Regions from separate parts of the Homo sapiens genome. Here region 2 is linked to region 1. A link is an interaction called in ENCODE POLR2A ChIA-PET data of the cell type or tissue named here. Cell type or tissue: IMR-90. All regions are shown on one strand.

What was found. ChIA-PET counts read pairs that join two places held together with the same protein. Peaks named below come from ENCODE experiments on the same cell type or tissue, not always from the same donor. Only the 100,000 strongest peaks of a DNase experiment are listed, where the experiment ranks them.
Region 2: POLR2A ChIA-PET joins it to region 1 with 6 read pairs; 2 of 35 experiments call an interaction of 5 or more read pairs at or near these places.

Annotation. Positions count from the first base shown.
Region 1 is chr9:108,038,873-108,043,872 of GRCh38, reverse strand. It overlaps LOC105376214 (a long non-coding RNA gene), which reads left to right. Exons shown (of 6, transcript XR_007061722.1): 6 at 1-628. It also overlaps the pseudogene RPL31P43. Among named protein-coding and RNA genes, the nearest start is that of KLF4, 550 kb to the right of the region's middle. In IMR-90, no CTCF peak of the experiment used is centred here; a DNase peak (open chromatin) is centred at 2,102; H3K27ac peaks cover 197 bases.
Region 2 is chr9:107,453,049-107,458,048 of GRCh38, reverse strand. LINC01509 (long intergenic non-protein coding RNA 1509) reads left to right here. Exons shown (of 8, transcript NR_121581.1): 2 at 3,076-3,237. It also overlaps the pseudogene HMGN2P32. Among named protein-coding and RNA genes, the nearest start is that of LINC01509, 11 kb to the left of the region's middle. In IMR-90, no CTCF peak of the experiment used is centred here; no DNase peak of the experiment used is centred here; H3K27me3 peaks cover 209 bases.

The DNA of each region.
Region 1 (5,000 bases):
TAAATGTAATGGTAGCAGTTCCAAACCAGAAGTATCTTAAAAGAATAATGCACTATGACTAAGCAGGATTCATTCCAGAAATGCAAGGATGGTTCAATACTGAAAATGTTGATAACTGCATTACATCATTTCATTAAGTGATTAACAGAGCAAAAAACAGATAACAATAAATTTACTATACTGTCTGGATTCAACTAGAAATAGTAGAGAAGGAATAGAGCAATAGTTTTGACATGGTAAAGAATATCTGAAGTCAATTTCGAACAAACACCAGGTTCATTACCACTAAATTTGAGAACAAGATACAGATGTCCACTATCACCTATTATTATTTAACATTATTTAGGATGTTTGTTTAAGTCAGAAAAATAAAGTAAAAAGCAATATAACTATTCAAAAAGGGAGATTTAAAAATTAATCATTATTTTCTGTTTCTTAACCCTGAAAAAACAAACAAACAAAAATCTTCCTTGAGTTTAGAATGGCTAATGGTTACAAATAAATACATACAAATCAATGTATTCTCTATAAAACTGCAGTATGTAATGGAAATGTTAATAGAAAATAGAGTAAATTTATTGTATTAATCAAATGATGTAACATCTAAAAATAAATATATAAAAAATAACTTAAAATTTGTACAGACGTATATGCAAAAACTATAACTAACTATATAACTCTTAGAAGAGAAGATAGGAGTAAATTTTTATGACCTTTGGTTAAGCAAATCTTTCTTATCTGGGACAGCAAAAAAAAAACCAATGTTTTGTTTTTTGAAACACTGAAAAAAAAAATGGATAAATTGAATTCCAGACCACAGAACTGGATAAAATGTGGTGGCAAGAGATAACCCTTCTAAATGTGAGGGCAAAGTTGGGACATTAGTAGATCCAGAATTCGAGAAGATCACTCTGGCTTCCATGTTGGAAGTTGTATTGGAGCTGGGAGCTTTTAACAGGGGGAAAAGCTGGGAGTATGGGATTAGTTTATGGCTGATGACAGGTAGAGCCAAACAAGAACAGAGATGGGGTTGGTCGAGCCTCATGCTTTAGAGAAATAAAGGAGAATGCACCTGTCAATAGAGCCATGGTTTGGGCAACTAGGCCATTATGGGAACATGTCAAAAACATACATAGAGTGGTAGATGATTGATAGACTACAATGGAAATTTGATTAAAGTGTTCCAAACACCCTCTTTAAGTAAAAGGTTCACCCTGAAGTCCTTCTCTGATCTTTGCTGAAACAATTAGACAAGATTTAAAGTTTCTTTATAAACCAGAAGGGCTATTGGACAGTGTGACTCCATAGAACAATGCCCTTTGGACATACAAGGCCAAGCTCTGACACTCACAAATATCATGGGTGTGTGCGAGTTACTTAACAAACCTGAGCATTAGTTTCCATTTCACTAAAACAGAAATAGTAATCTTTCCCATGTAGGACTACAGTGTACATGGGAAGGGCCTGGCTCAGACCATGCAGCCAATAAATGCAGATTCTCCTCTCTTTCTCTCTTCAGTGATGCATCCCAGCCTTCAACCCACTAATGATTCTCCCTGTGGGTTTCTACATGTGCTCTCTACAGTTGAAATTTGCTGCTTTGTTATTTTTCTTAGGGAATATATAAAGAAACCATCATGGCCTTTTCCCAATCTATTGTTTTATAACTCCATAATCTTCATCTGTACCTCTTCTCTGATATTTCATCTTATTTAATTATATATTTAGCAAACCTAATCCTGCTTCCCAATGATACTTGCATGAGCTCAGAGGCATTGCTAAAATAAGACCCCCTGCTACCAGCAGTGCCAGTCAGTAGGTGACACTACTGACTACTTTCCTCTCCTCTCGAAGTGGCTTCAATGATGGATGACATGCTCAGTGCTCAAGACTCAGCTCCACTTTCAGAGTCTGCCTGTCCATCACTGTCTGTCCCCCGAGGATGAGCAGCAGATGACCAAGGGTGGCTTCCTACCTGATGCCAGCTAGTGTTGTGAATGGACCTCTTAGTTTGAGAAGGAACCAGGTTGGGCACAGAATGATTTTTGGCAGACAACAAGGAGGATGAGTCAAGGCAGAAAGCAGAACTGAGCCATGGTGAACTTTAGTCACCAGAATGGCATTTGCCATTCAACAAACATTTATCAAGCTGTGCTGTGGACTGCTAATTTCTCACACATCATCTCACCAACTCCTCAGTTACCCCATGAACAGGCATTAGCCCCTTGTTTTACAGATGAGAAAGCAGACACAGACATGTTAGGTAACCTTCTGTTAGGCCTCAGCTCCTAATTGCTAAATTATCCTTCAGATAAGGAGTTGTTTCTTCCAAGTCCCAGATACTCTGCATCAACATGAAATGTGTTTGCCCTGGAAGTGTGTTCATGAATCCTGTCTACGATTACCTGAGAAGGTCTCAGGTTGAAGAGGATAAGATTTCAAATCCTAGAGTTATACTTTTCTTAGGACAACGTGTCCACCTTCCCCCACCCTAAAACACACATTCCCCAGCTCTACATGTTTATTCCTAAATTCTGCAGTGATTTACTGAACACCTCCCATGTGCCTGGCATCATGCTTAGTTCCACTAATACAGAGAAAACCAAAGACTGGGACAGGGTCTTTGCCAACACAATAGCTTCGAGTCAAGCAGAGAATATATCTAACCTGTGTCTGTACAAAAAGTGAGACTGCAGCTGTCAGCTCCTACTTTCCCCAGGCCAAATCTCCAGCAACCCACAAGGCCTTCAGCTTACAAGTCCAGCCCTACCCTGCCTTACCTGAATCAATGCAGCAGTGTGGTACATAATTTAGAAGCATAGTCCAATACCGTCTCCTCTCTGAGAGCAGTCATGTGCTGGTCACTGCTACTGTGTCTGTTGTCTGGTGAGTCAGCTCTCTGCCCCTGGGCTGCTACAGAACACCTCCATCTAGGACAAGATGTACTCATTGATACCCCAGCCTCCCCCTCACTCCTGACACAAGTCTCATTTCCTGCTTTGACAAGTGCCTGGTCTGACACCTTAGGTTTCTTGGCTGGGGTCTTGAGGACCTATCTCTTTCAAATTGCCTTCTTCCAGAGGGCCCATTCTCAGCCCTATGCCCTTCTGTTAATAAATGAAGCTGTTTTCTAAACCCGACAAGACCAGAATCAACCATGCAGACTGAAGGAATGAAGACATGTGGCCCATGGCTCTCCTCTTCAGAGCAGCTTCCTGTAGGTCTTTTTTTTTTTTTTTTTTGGCAATTTTATAACTTTGATATATTTGACAATCACTGGTTAGTTCTCATCCACGTTGACTGTCTGTAGATTCTTGAGAGCGGTAGCAGGTACATAGGCAACCAAAGTATACAACTTACTTAATGAGGATCTTCATCCTCATTACGTTTTCTGGACAACTGCACATAGATACTGTATGGGACATTCTTTATTCCTTTGGCCCAGACAGGTCTGTTGAACCTAGTATCAATGCACACATCTGGAATTCCCATCTCCTTCATGGCAAATTTCCAGATCTCTTTGAATGTCCAAGGGGGATGTTTCTTGAAGCCCACTTCATGGATGTGCTTGTGAATGATGTTGGTGTATTCTCCGGTCACTGCTTCATTGATGGCAGAATGGCCCTTTTTCTTCTCACCACCCTTCTTTGCGGGAGCCACTCTGCCAGGCCCAAGTTGGAAAGTGAGATCTTTGTAAATATTTAATGTAATATTGTGTACTTCTATAGGGCAGATTCTCAAGCCTGGGCACATACTTGGTTGATGCTCATTACTCTATGTCTAGATACTAGCTAGAGAGCGAACATTGCTCCAACCAGTTGTCACTAGGAAGACCGTGGGAAGATCACTCTACTGCTCTGTGGACCAGTTTCACCCTGAATGAAAGAGGAGAAAATTGGGGCTGAAAGGCAGTAATAACTGAAAAATGGCATTAGATACTCTAAAGATTGTACACAGGCAATGCTTGAGTCTATATACAATTTTTGGTTTTCTGTAAAGGAACAGAGTAATCCAGGAACTCCTCAGGAAAGCATTAACTGGAGGAACTTTTGGGAGCCACAGCCATACATTGTGTAATCTGCATAATTCTTACGCAATCACTCTGGGAGGTGGTCCCTATTATGGCTCCATTTAGAGCTGAGAAAACTGAGACTCAGAAAATTTGAGTGAAGTTAGGAAGATAAGATCAATTTGAGCTTTTTGGAATTTCCAGGTGACTCACTGCATGGAATACACACTGCCCCATGGTTTGAATCTGCCACTATTGATACTAACTATGAACTGCATGCTTTGTCTATGCCAAGCTCCATTCAGAAACTACAACATGGTTCCTTCCATAAAGATACATGAGGTTACTTTGCAAGGTTCTCCTTGGCCCTGCTACCCGAAGAGCAGCACCTACAGCAGCCAATACAGGTTATGTGAGCACACATGCTAACTCTTCAAGGTCCATCTTATAAACCCATGGGAATAATGCTCTGTATCTGTCTGGAACCTTATAGTTATACATCTTGCATCTGTACCACACTAACTCTGCAAGTTCATGAAGGGCAGGTATCACTACCCTCATTCATTGAGTCACTGATTTATGTATACATCGATTGTGGCATTAATTCAACAAATATTTACTGAGTACTTACCTGTGCCAGGCTCTGTGCTGATTCATAGAGGAAAATGATGTAAATAAGGCTTATCTGACTCTCAAGCAGCACAGTCTTGGGGTGGGTACAGTTTCCCAAATAGACAATAACTTTGAGGGTTTAAGTGCTTTAACTGTAGAGCTATAACTGAGAGGACAAGGAACTCTGCCCAGTGCTTTCAGAATGGTTTCAAAGAGAAGGCAGAATTAGAGAGGCTGGAGTGCATGTGGAATACCTTGATGCCAGGTTAAGGTTCTGAACTTTATCCTGACGGACATGAGATGTACGCTCAGAGCAATTAGAGACATTGTCTGGGCTGCAAGAAGTGTATTTACCATTCTTGTTTTTCTATAAAGGCAC
Region 2 (5,000 bases), 590 kb after region 1:
GAGACGCCAAGTGTACTGTCTGTATTTTTGATAACTTGTGTACTTCTGCTGACTGTACAGTTTGAAATACTATTTTTTTTGTTTTTTTGTTTTTTTTTTTTTTTTGAGACAGATGTCTCTAGACTCAAAGCCTGGCTCTCACATATACTGGCTGGGCAACCTTGAGCAAGCTATTTAATGTGTGAGCCCTTAGAGGTTAATTAAACCTTATCTAGTAACTATTCGTGACTGAAATGAAAGATACGGCATAAAAGTCTGTCAAGTGATTGGCGGCCTGAATAGGATTTGCATACTCCTCGGAACTCAGTGTTTTATAATGAAGTATTTGCCCAGGCTGGAGTGCAGTGGCACGATTTTGGCTCACTGCAAGCTCCGCCTCCTGGGTTCAAGCCATTCTCCTGCCTCAGCCTCCCGAGTAGCTGGGACTACAGGCGCCCACCACACCTGGCTAAATTTTTTGTATTTTTAGTAGAGACGGGGTTTCACCATATTAGCCAGGATGGTCTCGATCTCCTGACCTCATGATTCGCCCACCTTGGCCTCCCAAAATGCTAGGATTACAGGCGTGAGCCACCGCGCCCAGCCCTTTGAAATACTATTTTTATCAAGTTTTATAAAAATGCAGAATTTTGTTTTCCTTTTTTTTTCTTTTTCTTTTTTGAGACGGAGTCTCACTCTGTCGCCCGGCTGGAGTGCAGTGGCATGATCTCGGCTCACTGCAGCCTCCACCTCCCAGGTTCAAGCGATTCTCCTGCCTCGGCCTCCCAAGTGGCTGGGATTACAGGTGCCCGCCACTCCGTTCAGCTAATTTTTTGTATTTTTAGTAGGGATGGGGTTTCACCATGTTGACCAGGCTGGTCTCAAACCCCTGACCTTGTGGTTCACCCGCCTTGGCCTCCCAAAGTGCTGGGATTACAGGCGTAAGCCACCACTCCCAGCCAACCTTACTTTTTTTTTTTTTTTTTGAGGCAGAGTCTTGCTCTATCACCCAGGCTGGAGTGCAACGGCGCAATCCTGGCTCACTGCAACCTCCGCCTCCCGGGTTCAAGTGATTCTCCTGCCTCAGCCTCCCGAGTAGCTGGGATTATAGGTGCCCACTACCTCGTCCTGCTAAGTTTTTTGTATTTTCAATAGAGACGGGTTTCACCAGGTTACCCAGGCTGGTCTTGAACTCCTGACCTCAGCTGATCCACCTGCCTCGGCCTCCCAAAGTGCTGGGATTACAGCTGTGAGCCACCATGCCCGGCCTTTTTTTTTTTTTTTTTTTGAAGCTATGCTGTGAGCACATGGAACACTTCATTGTTGTTTTGGGGGGACGGGGCATATGTCACTGATAGAATGTCTCTGAAGCTGGATTGATGTGGGGAAAACACATTTCCCTTCTAGGTTTGAGAGAGTTCCTCTTGGCTCCCAGGAGGAGGGACTCCCTGACTTTGACACACTTGGCCACCTTGGCACAAAAGCCTTGTGGTATGAAAAAACAAATTCATTTTTATGTCCTCTTCTCCCTTTCCATCTTTCAGCATAGACTTAGCTCCCTTAAGCCCAGACATCTGTTGGGACCTTACCCTGAGTCATTGGTTGCCAGTGTGTCAGGCAATCTGGACTTTCCAGTGATGCCACTGAGATGGCACCCCTCAAAAGAACCATGGTTCCATCTCTAGCTTGTGGCTCTTCAGATAAATTCTGCCATTTTCATTTCACTTCCTGAAAATCAGGATTGGCTCGTGAAAAGTTGTTAAACAACATGCTAAATGTGAAATGCCAACCCTCACTCTAAACTTTCCCTGTTCAGGGCATCAGTTGAAGACTTCATCGGGCTTTATAGTGGCTTCCTGATTTTTGGCAGCCCATTGAAGAAAGGAGTTTGAAGGTTGTTATATACTGTTAACGATTGTCTACCCATGTCCTGTCTGAAATACCATGGTTGTTTATAGAAAGTTTCTGTAATAAAGCTGGACACAGTCTGAAAGCATAACAAAACAAAACGAAAAACAAACAAAAACCTAGTAAGGGACAAGGAAGTCACGACTTTCTTGTTAATCCTTCCTCAACTAACATGAGCACTATAAAGCAAATAGATGAGGTTCTGGAGCAAAAGTTCCCAAGCAAATACTTCATTATAAAACACTGAGTTCCGAGGAATATGCAAATCCTATTCAGGCCGCCAATCACTTGACAGGCTTTTATGCCATATCTTTCATTTCAGCCACGAGTAGTTACTAGATAAGGTTTAATTAACCTCTAGGGGCTCACACATTAAATAGCTTGCTCAAGGTTGCCCAGCCAATATATGTCAAAGCCAGGCTTTGAGTCTCAAGACACCAGTCTCCAAACCCTGTGCTCTTTTCTCCCCCACCCCCAACCCTGTGCCAACATGGGCCCTGCCCTGGGGGAATTTACAGTTTACAGGGGACAGTACATACCTATATAAAAAGAGAGGCCAGCACTTGCATGTAAATCATGTATGGGGTTGTAGAAGCAGCTGTAAAAATAATGGCATCATTACAGAAGATTAAAACGAAATCAATTTCAGCCACAGTACAGGCTTTGTGTGCTTTCAGCATGGACTCCACAGACTGTATCTGCAGTTAAAAGGAAACCCCCAGGTGTTTTATTAACAATGTGTTTCAAAATCATATAAACATAAGGAAAGAAATATGCTGGCATTTATTACCGTATTTACCTTTTCATATTGTTTCTTTCTTTCTTCCTTTTTTTTTTTTTTGAGACAGAGTCTCGCTCTGTCGCCAGGTAGGAGTGCAGTGGCGTGATCTCGCCTCACCGCAACCTCCGCCTCCTGGGTTCAAGCGATTCTCTTGCCTCAGCCGCCTGAGTAGCTGGGACTACAGGTGCGCACCACCACACCCGGCTAATTTTTGTATTTTTGGTAGAGACGGGGTTTCACCACATTGGCCAGAATGGTCTCGATCTCTTGACCTCATGATCTGCCCACCTCAGCCTCCCAAAGTGCTGGGATTATAGGCGTGAGCCACTACGCCTGGCTGTTTTTACATCTTTTCTCCCCAAACATTGTTATATTGCCACAACTTATATGGTTTTGTCTCCTCCTAGGTTTCCTGCAACCTCACTGGGCATTTTCAGAATGATCTGTACAAGCGTTGACTGAATGATTGATTCCAAGTTCCCCCTTCCTAGGATTTCAGACCTCCTCTTGACAAGTGATGAATGGGCCATCTTAATCTTGTTTGGATCAGAAAGGACCATACAATTGAGGTAAGAGGGGAGCTGGTTTCTTCAGTGTGACAGAGACAACACCCTGTCCGTTCAGGTCCCCTCACCAAAAGCTTTTTTTTTTTTGAGATGGAGTTTCACTCTGTTGCCCGGGATGGAGTGCAGTGGCACCATCTCTGCTCACTGCAACCTCCACCTCCCAGGTTCAAGCAATTCTCCTGCCTCAGCCTCCCGAGTAGCTGGGGCTACAAGTGTGCGCCACCATGCCCAGCTGATTTTTGTATTTTTAGCAGAGGTGGGATTTCACCATGTTGGCCAGGCTGCTCTCAAACTCCTGGCCTCAAGCAATCACCTGCCTCAGCCTCCCAAAGTGCTGGGATTTTAGGTGTGAGCCGCCATGCCCAGCCACCAGAGCTCTTATTTTTTATTTATGTTTTTTTTTTGAGATGGAGTTTTGCTCTTGTTGCCCAGGCTAGAGTGCAGTGGTGCGATCTTAACTCACCGCAACCTCCATCTCCCAGATTCAAGCAATTCTCCTGCCTCAGCCTCCCACATAGCTGGGATTACAGGTTTGCGCCACCACATCTGGCTAATTTTGTATTTTTTGTAGAGACGGGGTTTTACCATGTTGCCCAGGCTTGTCTCGAACTCCTGAGCTCAGGTGATCTGCCTGCCTTGGCCTCCTCTCATTGTATTTTGTGTACACAATACTCCCTACAAGGTCTGGAACTGCCTATGACCTCCTCAGATGAGCAACCAAGAACAATTGTCTGTCTGAAACAGCCTTCACGTGGTGGTGACGGTAGCTCAGAGCAGCAATCTCCTTCCTATTCCTCGTTGTTTCCCAACCAGTGAAAACTGATAATATAACATTGCCCAATTATATGCCTATAATGTGTCTGTATCGTGTGCTCATATGTGCACTTGTATAAAGCCAGGTGTTCATGGGGCCAGACATACATTATATGCCCATATTGGTGTTTATATATGTACAATTGTATAATATGTAGATTATAGGCACATAGATATTATGAAAGAATGGCACGAACACGAGTAGAAACTGGAGTTTAAATGCTTTTCTCCAGCCCCACAGTAGGTCAAGCAAAGCTCTTGAGGGACCACTGCTCCAAACTAGTGACGTACAGTGTGGCAGGCAGGATCACCAGCACTCAGATTGCCTGAAGGCAATATTAAAAATGCACATTCATAACTACCTCCCTCACCCCATCAGAACCTCCGCAGAGAGCCAGAAATCAGTATTTAAAAGATGCCCCCAGGTGATTCATAAACTTAGACATTTTAGTAGGTTTTCAAGACCTTAGGTCTAAACCTGGCTTATATATCCCTGGTCACTTATCTTCTCTGAGCCTCAATGTGTTCATTTGTAAATGAAGATAACAAGACCCATTCTCAAGGGAGATGTATGTAAAGATGCCTATCATGCACTGTTTTTCAAACATTAGAAAAATGTGGCCTATAGTAAGAAATACATTTTATATCACCACTAGTATAAACATATATCTGTCCATGTATATATATAACTGCAATAAATTCTATACAACAATACTCTCAAGCCGTGGCTCCTGCCTCTAATCCCAGCACTTTCGGGAGGCTGAGGCAGGCGGATCATGAAGTCAGGAGTTTGAGACCAGCCTGGTCAGCATGGTGAAACCCCGTCTGTATTAAAAATACAAAAATTAGATGGACGTGGTGGCACATGCCTGTAATCCCAGCTACTTGGGAAGCTGAGGCAGGAGAATTGCTTGAATCTGGGAGGCGAAGGTTGCAGTGAGCTGAGATCGTGC